Regions from separate parts of the Homo sapiens genome. Here region 1 is linked to region 2. A link is an interaction called in ENCODE POLR2A ChIA-PET data of the cell type or tissue named here. Cell type or tissue: A673. All regions are shown on one strand. Links, peaks and the distances in the headings refer to the core of each region. The heading gives the core; the rest is flanking DNA. Region 1 overlaps NDRG3 (NDRG family member 3). Region 2 overlaps SAMHD1 (SAM and HD domain containing deoxynucleoside triphosphate triphosphohydrolase 1).

What was found. Peaks named below come from ENCODE experiments on the same cell type or tissue, not always from the same donor. Only the 100,000 strongest peaks of a DNase experiment are listed, where the experiment ranks them.
Region 1: POLR2A ChIA-PET joins it to region 2 with 23 read pairs; 3 of 35 experiments call an interaction of 5 or more read pairs at or near these places.

What each region holds. Positions count from the first base shown.
Region 1 is chr20:36,732,415-36,737,791 of GRCh38, forward strand. All of the region lies in intron 1 of NDRG3 (NDRG family member 3), which reads right to left. Among named protein-coding and RNA genes, the nearest start is that of NDRG3, 11 kb to the right of the region's middle. In A673, for the core only: no CTCF peak of the experiment used is centred there; no DNase peak of the experiment used is centred there.
Region 2 is chr20:36,941,146-36,946,522 of GRCh38, forward strand. All of the region lies in intron 2 of SAMHD1 (SAM and HD domain containing deoxynucleoside triphosphate triphosphohydrolase 1), which reads right to left. Among named protein-coding and RNA genes, the nearest start is that of SAMHD1, 7.9 kb to the right of the region's middle. In A673, for the core only: no CTCF peak of the experiment used is centred there; a DNase peak (open chromatin) is centred at 3,356; H3K27ac peaks cover 492 bases.

The DNA.
Region 1 (5,377 bases), core at 79-5,078, 210 kb before region 2:
ATGGATTCTTCCAGTAATGGAAAGAGCATGTAAGCACATCAGATGTGGATTCTAAACCTAAATGGGCCCCTACATAGCTCAGTGGTGCTGAGCAAAGCATTTTCCCTTTCTGGGCCTCAGTTACCCCATCTGTCAAGGGAAAAGATTGGGCAGGATGACCTTTTTGAGTCCCTGACAGGGCTGGAATTCTGTGATCCTGAAGCTCCCTGTAGAAGTAGTACTTCACATTCCTCCCCACCAGCATGAGCCTTACTACAATCCTAAGCATTTCCCCAGGTATTAGCCTAGTGAGGGTCAACCGCTTGCTGGAGATCACTCAGCAAATAAGCAGGAGGGTACACTTGGCCTGACCCTGGGGACATGAGGGTCTCAGCTTGTATCTCATTCTGCACTGTGTCCATTTAGTCAGATGAAGCTCACTGAGATTTCAAGCACTTAAAAACATTGCTTTGGCGAGGCAAGGTGGCTCATGCCTCTAATCTAGCATTTCGGGAGGCCAAGGAGGGTGGATTGCTTGAGCCCAGGAGTTTGAGACCAGCCCGGGCAACATGGCAAGACCCTGTGTCTATAAAAAATACAAAAATTAGCCGGGTGTGATGACGTGTGCCTGTAGTCCCAGCTAGTCAGGAGGCTGAGGTGGGAAGACTGCTTGAGCCCAGAAGGTGAAGGCTACAGCAAGCTGAGATTAAACCACTGCACTCCAGCCTGGGTGACGGAACACGATCCTGTCTCAAAAAAAAAAAAAAAAAAAAAAAAAATATATATATATATATATATATATATATATATGCACATATAAATTTCTTTGTTAGTTTAATAAAGACAATAAGAACAATAAGAAAGTTATTGGCTTTTGAAACTGCAAGCTGTCTTGTTTTACAGCTTTTTCCCATGACCAAGTTTGGCCTTTGTCAGGCCTTGCCAGGATGTGCTGACACCAGGCCGCTAGCTAGTATTCTAGGGGCGGAGTCAATCACCTTTGATTTTGGCAAGATTGCAGACAGACAACCAAAACAGAATGAAGGTATGGCCGGGCGCGGTGGCTCACGCCTGTAATCCCAGCACTTTGGGAGGCCAAGGCGGGCGGATCACGAGGGCAAGAGATTGAGACCATCCTGGCCAACATGGTGAAACCCCGTCTCTACTAAATATACAAAAAATTAGCCGGGAGAGGTTGCAGGTGCCTGTAGTCCAGCTACTCGGCAGGCTGAGGCAGAGCTTGCAGTGAGCCGAGATCACGCCACTACACTCTAGCCTGGGTGACAGAGCGAGACTCCATCTCAAAAAAAAAATAAAAAAAAATAAAAAACACACAGAATGACGGCAACAAACAAAGGGGGCATACTGGAGAGAATAATCTGGAAAGGGTCAGCTGGAGCTGGTGCTGAAGCAGTTATGGTTAGAAAGCCACAGGAAGTGGCCACGGGACTGGCTGGGAAGGCAGTCAGCAGAGCTCCTAAGCAAACAGATTCACATCCTCTCTCTTTATACCTTTGAACAGTGGCTATATGAGTAATCATTACAGCACTTTCCAATCTACAGAGCACCTTCACATTTAACATCTCACTGGATTATTATGATGGCACCGTGAGCTAAAACACTGAGGCACTGGCATCATGGCTACCAACAGACATGAAGAAACTGAGGCTGAAAGAGGTGACATGCCTGGGCACGGTGGCTCACGCCTGTAATCCCAGCACTTTGGGAGGCCAAGGCAGGCGGATCACCTTTGCAGTGAGCTGAGATCGTGCCATTGCACTCCAGCCTGAGTGACAGAGCGAGACTCCGTCTCAAAAAAAAAAAAAGAGGTGACATGGACTGACCAAAATACCACAACTAATAAATGGCACAGCTGGAACTGAAACCCAGGTCTTCCGATCCCAAATGCTCATTTTATGCCCTAAATCACACTTTCTCCCAGGTCATCACAGATGAAAAGACTGAGAGTGAAAAGAAGAGAAATTCAGAATTGAGAAGACTGCCTCACCACACCCACTCCGCACTGAACATGTCTTTATCTCTGCTTAAGCAGTTAGGATTAGGCCACAGGCTCTAGGATTAAGCCCTGATATGTAGTGAATAACAAGAAAGCACAGATGGGGGACTGGAATTAGTCTTTACCTATTAATTCAATTAAATAGGGGAGATAAGGTCTATAAACAAATTGTTACAGTTCGAGGCAGTATACATAGAAGCTTATGAACTGGACAAACTCAAAGGCAGTTTCTCAACCTTGGCACAACTGACATTTTAGGCCAGATGATTTTTTGTTGTGGGAGGTCTGTTCTATGCATTGCAGAATGTGTAGCAGCATCCCTGGCCTCCAATACTAGATGACAGTGGCACACTCCCCCAACAGCTGTGACAGCCAAACATGTCTCCAGATAATGCCAAATGTCCTCTTTGGGGCAAAATCACTCCCAATTGAGAAGCACTGCTCTAAGGGTTACAGAGGTTTAGGGCATAATCGAGTCACTGCAGCTTGTGGGTGCTGGGAAGAAGTTTCATGGAGGAGGTAATATCTGAACTGCACCTTGAGAAATAGATAAAATTCCTGTAAATGAGAATAAGAATAAAAGAGGAAATTCCAGAAAGGGAGGATAACTTAAAGGCAAGGAGATGAGAAAGCACAAGGTCTGCTGGAAATAGGAAATAAGGGTAAAAATGACAGCTGGAGGCTGGTCATGGATAGCTATCCATCAACTAATATTTACAAGATATACATACATAATGACATAGCCAACAATACACCATATCACACGTTTAACAGTATACAAGTCACCCCAGTGGCACATGTTGAGCATCTCTAATCTGAAAATCCAAAATCCGAAGTGCTTCAAAATCCAAAACTTTTTGAGCACTGACATGACGCTCAGACTAAATGCTCATTGGAGCACTCGGATTTTAGATTTTCAGATTAGGGATGCTCAACTGGTAAGTATAATTCAAATATTCCAAAATTGGAAAAAATCCAAAACCTGAAACACTTCTGGTCCCAAGCATTTTGGATAAGGGATACTCAACCTGTATTTCCATGTGTCCCACTCTCTGAAGGATTGAATGCTGCTTGAGTTATCATGTTTACATTGCAGCTAGTGTTTGGAACATACACTCAGAGCTAATGAAGCTCAAAACCAATGCAGAGGCAGGAGAAATAACTAAGGATTAGGATGGTCAGGAGTTTCCCAAGGGAAGGGAGAATGATGGGCCCTAAAGGGATATGTTTTGAACAGGGGAAGGGAGGAGGGACATACAGGTGAGGACATCAGGGTTGGGAAAGAAAGAATTAAAGACAATACACTCAGGCAGGGCACCTGTAATCCCAGCACTTTGGGAGGCTGAGGTGGGAGGATCACTTGAGGTCAGAAGTTCAAGATCAGCCTGGCCAACAAAGTGAAACCCCATTTCCACTAATAATACAAAAATTAGCTGAGCATGATGGCGCATGCCTTAATCCCAGCTCAGGAGGCTGAGGCTTGAACCCAGGGGGTGGAGGTTGCAGTGAGCCGAGATTGCACCATTGCACTCCAGCCTGGGCAGAGCGAGGCCCTGTCTCAAAAAAAAAAAAAAAAAAAAAAAGACAATACATTCAGGAGACACCAAGAACAATATAGCTGGGAAAGAAGACAAGCTGCAGAAGTAGCCTAGGTCAGAATGCAGAGCACCTGAGCTGGACTTTACTACACAGACAACCCCTGAAGGTTTCTGAGGAGCAGAATGACACAGAAGCTTAACTTTTTTCAGTTGTTTAAAACTTGGTCATGTTGTCCACGTAGTTATCTTAGCTACACTTAAACCTGGGAAGCAGTGAAGATTATCAATGACTCAGCCCCAACCTTAAAGATCCAATTTAATTGGGCTAACGTAGGGCCTGAGTATTGTTTTTAAAGCTTCACAGGTAATTCTTACATGCAGCTAGGGCTAAGAACCACTGGTTTACAGTAATGCCCTCATTCTCCAATGAGAAAAGAGGCCCAGAAAATTTAAGTGATTTCTGAATTCACACAGCCAGCTAGGTGTGGAGCTGGAACTAGCATGCGGATTCCTAGCTCAGCTCTGAAAGAGATCCCAGAGTACTGGGCTAAATTCCATACTTCAGTCTAGAAGATGCACAATTATCTGATGACTTGGCTCTTAAGTTTCCTCAGGGTTAAAGGCTGAATTAATCTAATCCTAAAACTATTGACTTAAACATCCCCTCAAGTGTCTACGGTAATGGATGTTGGTTCTACTGCTGTCTCCTGGGGGCCCTTAGGAAAGCAAAGGATCTCAGGAGACTCCCCCAGGAAGCCAGATAAACAAGCCAAACCACCCAGCTCCATGGAAGACTTTTAAAAATGCAGCTGAGATTTTTCACTGCATAAAGGAAAGTCTGGGTACCTCTTCGCCAGAAGAAATTCTCTCAGAGATGCTATCCCCCCTATCTCCATAAGCTAAGGGGTGGGGAAGGATCAAAGGCAGCTACTTAAGTAGCTGATATGCTCACAGATCCTCACTGTAACAGGAAGTACCCCTGCTCATCCTCAGGCCTAGATAAGGGCCATTCACACCCCTCATATTTTCCTGAAAGGAAAAGGGCAGCAACCCCTGCAATAGGCCCACCTTCCTGTTGTGTCACTCCTGGGTTCTGGCAGCAGGTGGTAAATGAGAGGTTTGTAGAGACTGCCAAGCTGGAAATCTGAGTCTGTCTTATATATTAATTCTATCCCTTCCAGGGTCCTGGTATAAATAACTGCTAGAACAAAGCAAGACCCATCTAGGAGCCTTCTTGTTAATCCCAGACACCCATCGGCCAGCGGAAGTTTTAACACAGGAGTCATACTAAAGTAACTCTAAAAGCAGAAGCACAACCCCCTGCCTTCCACTCCTGAAGAAGGCAACTCAGGACACGAGGAAAGCTACCACCAGCAAAGCCCTGGGGTGTGCTCTTAGATGGCTCCAGGTTCCTGCCAGCTGTAAGGCGGAATCCCTAAAAACAATTTGTACTTTAAGGCAGCCTGAGTGAGGTAAAGGACAAACAAGAGCCCTAAAATGCAGTATATAATACTCATACGAGCCAAATTTATTGAGCGCTTAACACTATGCCAGGTACCGTGATAAGCACTTTATGGATTCATTATTTCATTGTGCTTCCCAACATATTTAATCCACCCCATTTTACAGATGAAGAAACTGAAGCTCGGACGGGGTATTGTAATTTGCCAAAGGTCACACAGCTAGCAAGCAGCAGAGCAAGGATTTGAACCTGAGCAATCTGCATCCTGACCTCTATAACCAATTTTCCCCACTTGATGCCATCTGATCATTAATCCTTCTAATGCATATTCTCAGGTTAGGTTACGGGAGCTTACCAGGATGTTACTATAAAATAATTCTG
Region 2 (5,377 bases), core at 323-5,322:
ATTTGCTTAATAATAATCCCTGCAGTATATAGTAGACATAATAAACTTTATATTATCTACACTAACAGAAGTTAGATTGGAAGGAACAATCAATAATTCAAACATACCCCTCCTAGAAACTCTCTCCTTCCTTTGCTGTTAAGATAGGGAACTCTCCTGCTGAATCAATATAGGCCTCCCACAGCCTTCTGTCCTTGACCCTCCTCTCTCTTGGTAAATTTAAGACTTGAAAAACTCCACATCTCCATGTCTACTCAATGCTCAAACTGTACTTCCTTTTAACCAAACTGAAGTCAACATCTACCCTCATAATCCTGGATTGATTTATGAGCACCAGGTATGACTCAAGCATGAATGAAATACATATGAAGGCTTTAACTTTATTTATATTCATTTTCCATTGTCAGTACTCCCTCACAATGCTCCAGTTTCAAGAAAATACATAATGGGAATTAAATTTGAGCAGCTCGAAGTCCTGTGATTCATTATCCTGCTTCATTTACAATTACTAGTTGGGCCCAGCATATCATCCTCCCTCCTGGCTGGGTGTCAACAGAGAGTGCAGGCAAAGGGTTTTACTGATCTACTAGATAACCAGATTGAAAAAAAAGTATCTTTCTACAAGTCATACATAGACTGGGAGTCAGAGGCACTACATTGGCCTCTATGGTACACACTGAACCCATGGTAATAAGAACACTTAAGAATAATATCTTGGGATACACAGAAGCATTATTACAGCTGATAAATTAAAGCAGCAAATTTCGTGTTTTCCTATTCCCCTATCCTCCTCATCAGTTTGACATAACAAGCACAGTGTAAAGCCAGGCTTTCAGAAGTACTTATAGGTGGACTTAGTTTAAGGGGAGTCACATAGTTGAGCAAAACCGGAGTCATAGCATAAAATATCAAACCTAAACTAACCCCGTGACCACTTAATATTTTCCTAAACTGACATTTGGTATTCATCGCTTAAAACCCCAAAATCGGCCGGGCGCAGTGGCTCACACCTGTAATCCCAGCACTTTGGGAGGCCGAGGTGGGTGGATCACCTGAGGTTGGGAGCTCGAGACAAGCCTGACTAACATGGAGAAACCCCGTCTCTTCTAAAAATACAAAATTAGCCAGGCGTGGTGGTGGCGCATGCCTGTAATCCCAGCTACTCGGGAGGCTGAGGCAGGAGAATTGCTTGAACCCGGGAGGCGGAGATTGCGGTGAGCCGAGATGGCGCCATTGCACTCCAGCCTGGGCAACAAGAGCAAAACTCCAACTCAAAAACAAAACAAAACAAAACCAAAATCACTGATTAGAGTATATAAAACCACCCAAAACCAGGGGGTTGTTTTGTTTAGCAAAGGACATGGCATTAAATAAAGATTTAAAGAAGTCATGGGCCAGGATATCTAGATTATGAAAGAATTTTATTCCTGTGTTCCAACATTTCTGAAATTTAATGCTTCTTACAATTGACATGTATATTTAACGTGACAATGTTTCTATCTAACTTCTTTTTTTTTTTGAAATGGAGTCTTACTCTGTTGCCCAGGCTGGAGTGCAGTGACGTGATCTCGGCTCACTGCAAGCTCCACCTCCCGGGTTCACGCCATTCTCCCGCCTCAGCCTCCCGAGTAGCTGGGACTACAGCCGCCCGCCACCATGCCCAGCTAATTTCTTTTTTGTTTTTGTATTTTTAGTAGAGACAGGGTTTCACCATGTTAGCCAGGATGGTCTCGATCTCCTGACCTCGTGATCCGCCCGCCTCGGCCTCCCAAAGTGCTGGGATTAAAGGCCTGAGCCACCACGCCTGGCCTGTTTCTTACTTGTTAAAAAAACCTTTATAAATCAATGGTTGTTCATAAAATTGAGGGCCTACTAGGAGTGCTTGTCTAAGCTGGATTCTCCCTAGAAAGCAGGGTCCAGGATAAGAGCTTGCAAGTAATTAATCTTGGGGTGAACTCTGGGCACAGGGATTGGGGGGTCTAGGGAGGGTAAAATAGGAAATTAGGTAAAAACAGTACAAAGGTCCATTAACAAGTTGATTGCATTGGTACTACTGTGAGCAACTGGATGGAGTGGTGGGTAGGGCTAATCCCACTGGCAACCTGTAAGGCAGCACTGTCTAGTAGAACTTTCTGCGATGATGGAAATGTTCTATATCTGCTCTGTCCAACACAGTAGCCGTTAGCCATAGTGACTACTAAGTACTTGAAATATGGCTAGTGTAACTGAGGAATTTTTTACTTAATTTACTTCTAATTAATTTAAACGTGAAGCTAGTTGTTATTATACAGAACAATACAGCTCTAAGGAGTCCTACAGAATTTGAGTTATGAGGTGGGGCACAGAGACGTGCAATATAGTGTTCCTTCTGGAACACTGCAATATAGTGTTCCTTTGTCTGTTTTGTTCACTCATGTGCCCCAAATTCATGGAAGAATTCCTAGTACATAGTGAGCTTTCCAAAAATATTCACTGAATGAATCAATAGCACTTGGGTCCACAAACATGCACATGGCTCCCTTGAAAAGAAAGACTGTATTAGAACAAATTCCATTCAGGTCAAATAGTAAGCAACTATTATGTACAAGAAACAAGTAGTAAAGGGGACTTTGAGAGGACTGAGAGGGCTGAAATGTGGTTATGAAAGAGTCATGCCGGGGACAGTGGCTCACGCCTGTAATCCCAGCACTTTGGGAGGCTGAGGCAGGCAGATCATGAGGTCGGGAGTTCAAGACCACCCTGGCCAACATAGTGAAACCCTGTCTCTACTAAAAATACAAAAATTAGCCGGGCATGGTGGCACACACCTGTAGTCCCAGCTACTCAGGAGGCTGAGGTGGTAGAATCACTTGAATCTGGGAGGTGGAGGTTGCAGTGAGCCGAGATCACGCCACTGCCCTCCAGCCTGAGTGACAGAGCAAGACTCCATCTCAAAAAAAAAAAAAAAAAAAAGAACTTTGGGAGGCCTGAGGCGGGCAGATCACAAGGTCAGGAGATTGAGACCATCCTGGCTAACACGATGAAACCCCGTCTCTACTAAAAATACAAAAAATTAACCGGGCATGGTGGCACATGCCAGTAGTCCCAGCTACTTAGGAGGCTGAGGCAGGAGAATCACTTGAACACCACTGAACTTGAACTCCAGCCTGGGCAACAGAGTGAGACTTCGTCTCAAAAAAAAAAAAAAAAAGAAAGGGCTAAGATGAGGTCCCTGGAGATTCTGATCCAAAGGATATTTACTGGAAGTCAGTTAAATGTTCTACAGTGATCTTGTTTCACAATGTACTTCTGTTATCAATTACTAAGCAACAGCACAGGAAGTAATTCAGTATAATCCTTTGTTTTGATTCTTTGGTTACTGTTACCACAAACAACATGTAACTAAAATTTCAGAAGAGAAGGCCATATTTCCCCACTGTTGCCAATTTTCTAACAGAAACAAAATCTTCATTTTAAGAAGTATTTAAGGCCGGTCGCAGTGGCTCGCGCCTATAATCCCAGCACTTTGGGAGGACGAGGTGGGTGGATCACCTGAGGTCGGGAGTTCGAGACCAGCCTGACTAACATGGAGAAACCCCGTCTCTACTAAAAATACAAAATTAGCTGGGCATGGTGGCGCATGCCTGTAATCCCAGCTACTCGGGAGGCTGAGGCAGGAGAATCACTTGAACCTGGGAGGTGAAGGTTGAGGTAAGACGAGATCGTGCCATTGCACTCCAGCCTGGGCAACAAAAGCAAAACTCCGCTTCAAAAAAAAGAAGTATTTAAGCACCAGATCCTCTACTGAGATCATTAAAGGAGCCCCACTCTAATCTAGACCCTAGAACCTACAGCCATACACAGAGATGGATCTATGTAACTATGTATGTATGTATGTATATATGTATCTATCTACCTACCTACCTATCTGAGACAGGGTCTTATTCTGCTGCCCAAGCTGGAGTGCAGGAGCTTATCATAGATCACTGCAACCTTGAACTCCTGGGCTCAAGGGATCTTCCTGCTTCAGCCTCCTGAGTGTAGGTGGGACTACAGGTGCATGCACAGTACCCGGCTAATTTTTTAATTTTCTGTATCACTATCTATAAAATTTACTAAGCGTTAATCATATGCTTCAACACTTTATGTACATCATCTCATTATTGTTATCCATTTTACAGGTACAGAAACTGAAGGGTTAAATGACTTCTCCCAAATTATACAACTAAAAAGTGCCTGTTTTGCATAGTGTCTTTAAATCTAATACCAGGGCATATTCCAATCTTTAGGAAAACCTAGAAATATGCTCAAGATAGGGGTGTAGCCTTGATTTTCTTACTAACATTTTTTTCCCTATTGGTTCTTATGTATTTCCCAGTGTGTATAATTCAATTATTCTGAACTTGAGAGTAAAAAGTTGGTCACTACAAACTTGATGAAGATTTGTCTGCAACATTATTTAAAATAGGAATAAGGCCACACACGGTGGCTTATGCCTGTAATCTCAGCACTTTGGGAGGCCAAGGTGGGCAGACCTTGGCCCACCTTAGGTCAGAACTCCAGACCACCTTAGGTCAGGAGTTCGAGACCAGCCTGGCCAACATGGTGAAACCCTGTCTCTACTAAAAATACAAAACTTAGCTGGGCATGGTGGTGCATGCCTGTAATCCCAGCTACTCAGGAAGCTGAGGCAGGAGAATGGCTTGAACCCAGGGGGTTCAGTGAGCCGGGATCGCACCATTGCACTCCAGTCTGGGTGACAGAGTGAGACTCTGTCTCAATAAATAAATAAATAAATAAAATTAAAAATAAACTAAAATAGGAATAAACAGTAATAGCAAACATAGGATTTGTACAGCGAAAACAAACAGCAGGTGGCCAGTCGCGGTGGCTCACACCTGTAATCTCAGCACTTTGGGAGGCCGAGGCAAGCGGATCACTTGAGGCCAAGAGTTCAAGACCAGTCTGGCCAACATGGTGAAACCCCATCTCTACTAAAAGTACAAAAATCAGTGGGGCAGCCGGGCGCGGTAATTCCAGCACTCTGGGAGGCTGAGGCGGGCAGATCACGAGGTCAGGAGATTGACACCATCCTGGCTAACATGGTGAAACCCTGTGTCTACCAAAAAATACAAAAAAGTAGCCAGGCGTGGTGGCAGGCGCCTGTAGTCCCAGCTACTCGGGAGGCTGAGGCAGGAGAATGGCATGAACCCGGGAGGCGGAGCTTGCAGTGAGCCAAGATCACGCCACTGCACTCCAGCCTGGGAGACAGAGCGAGACTCTGTCTCAAAAAAAAAAAAAACCGAAAAAAAATTAGTGGGGCATGGTGGTGGGCACCTGTAATCCTAGCTACTCAGGAGGCTGAGGCAGGAGAATAACTTGAAGCCGGGAGGCAGAG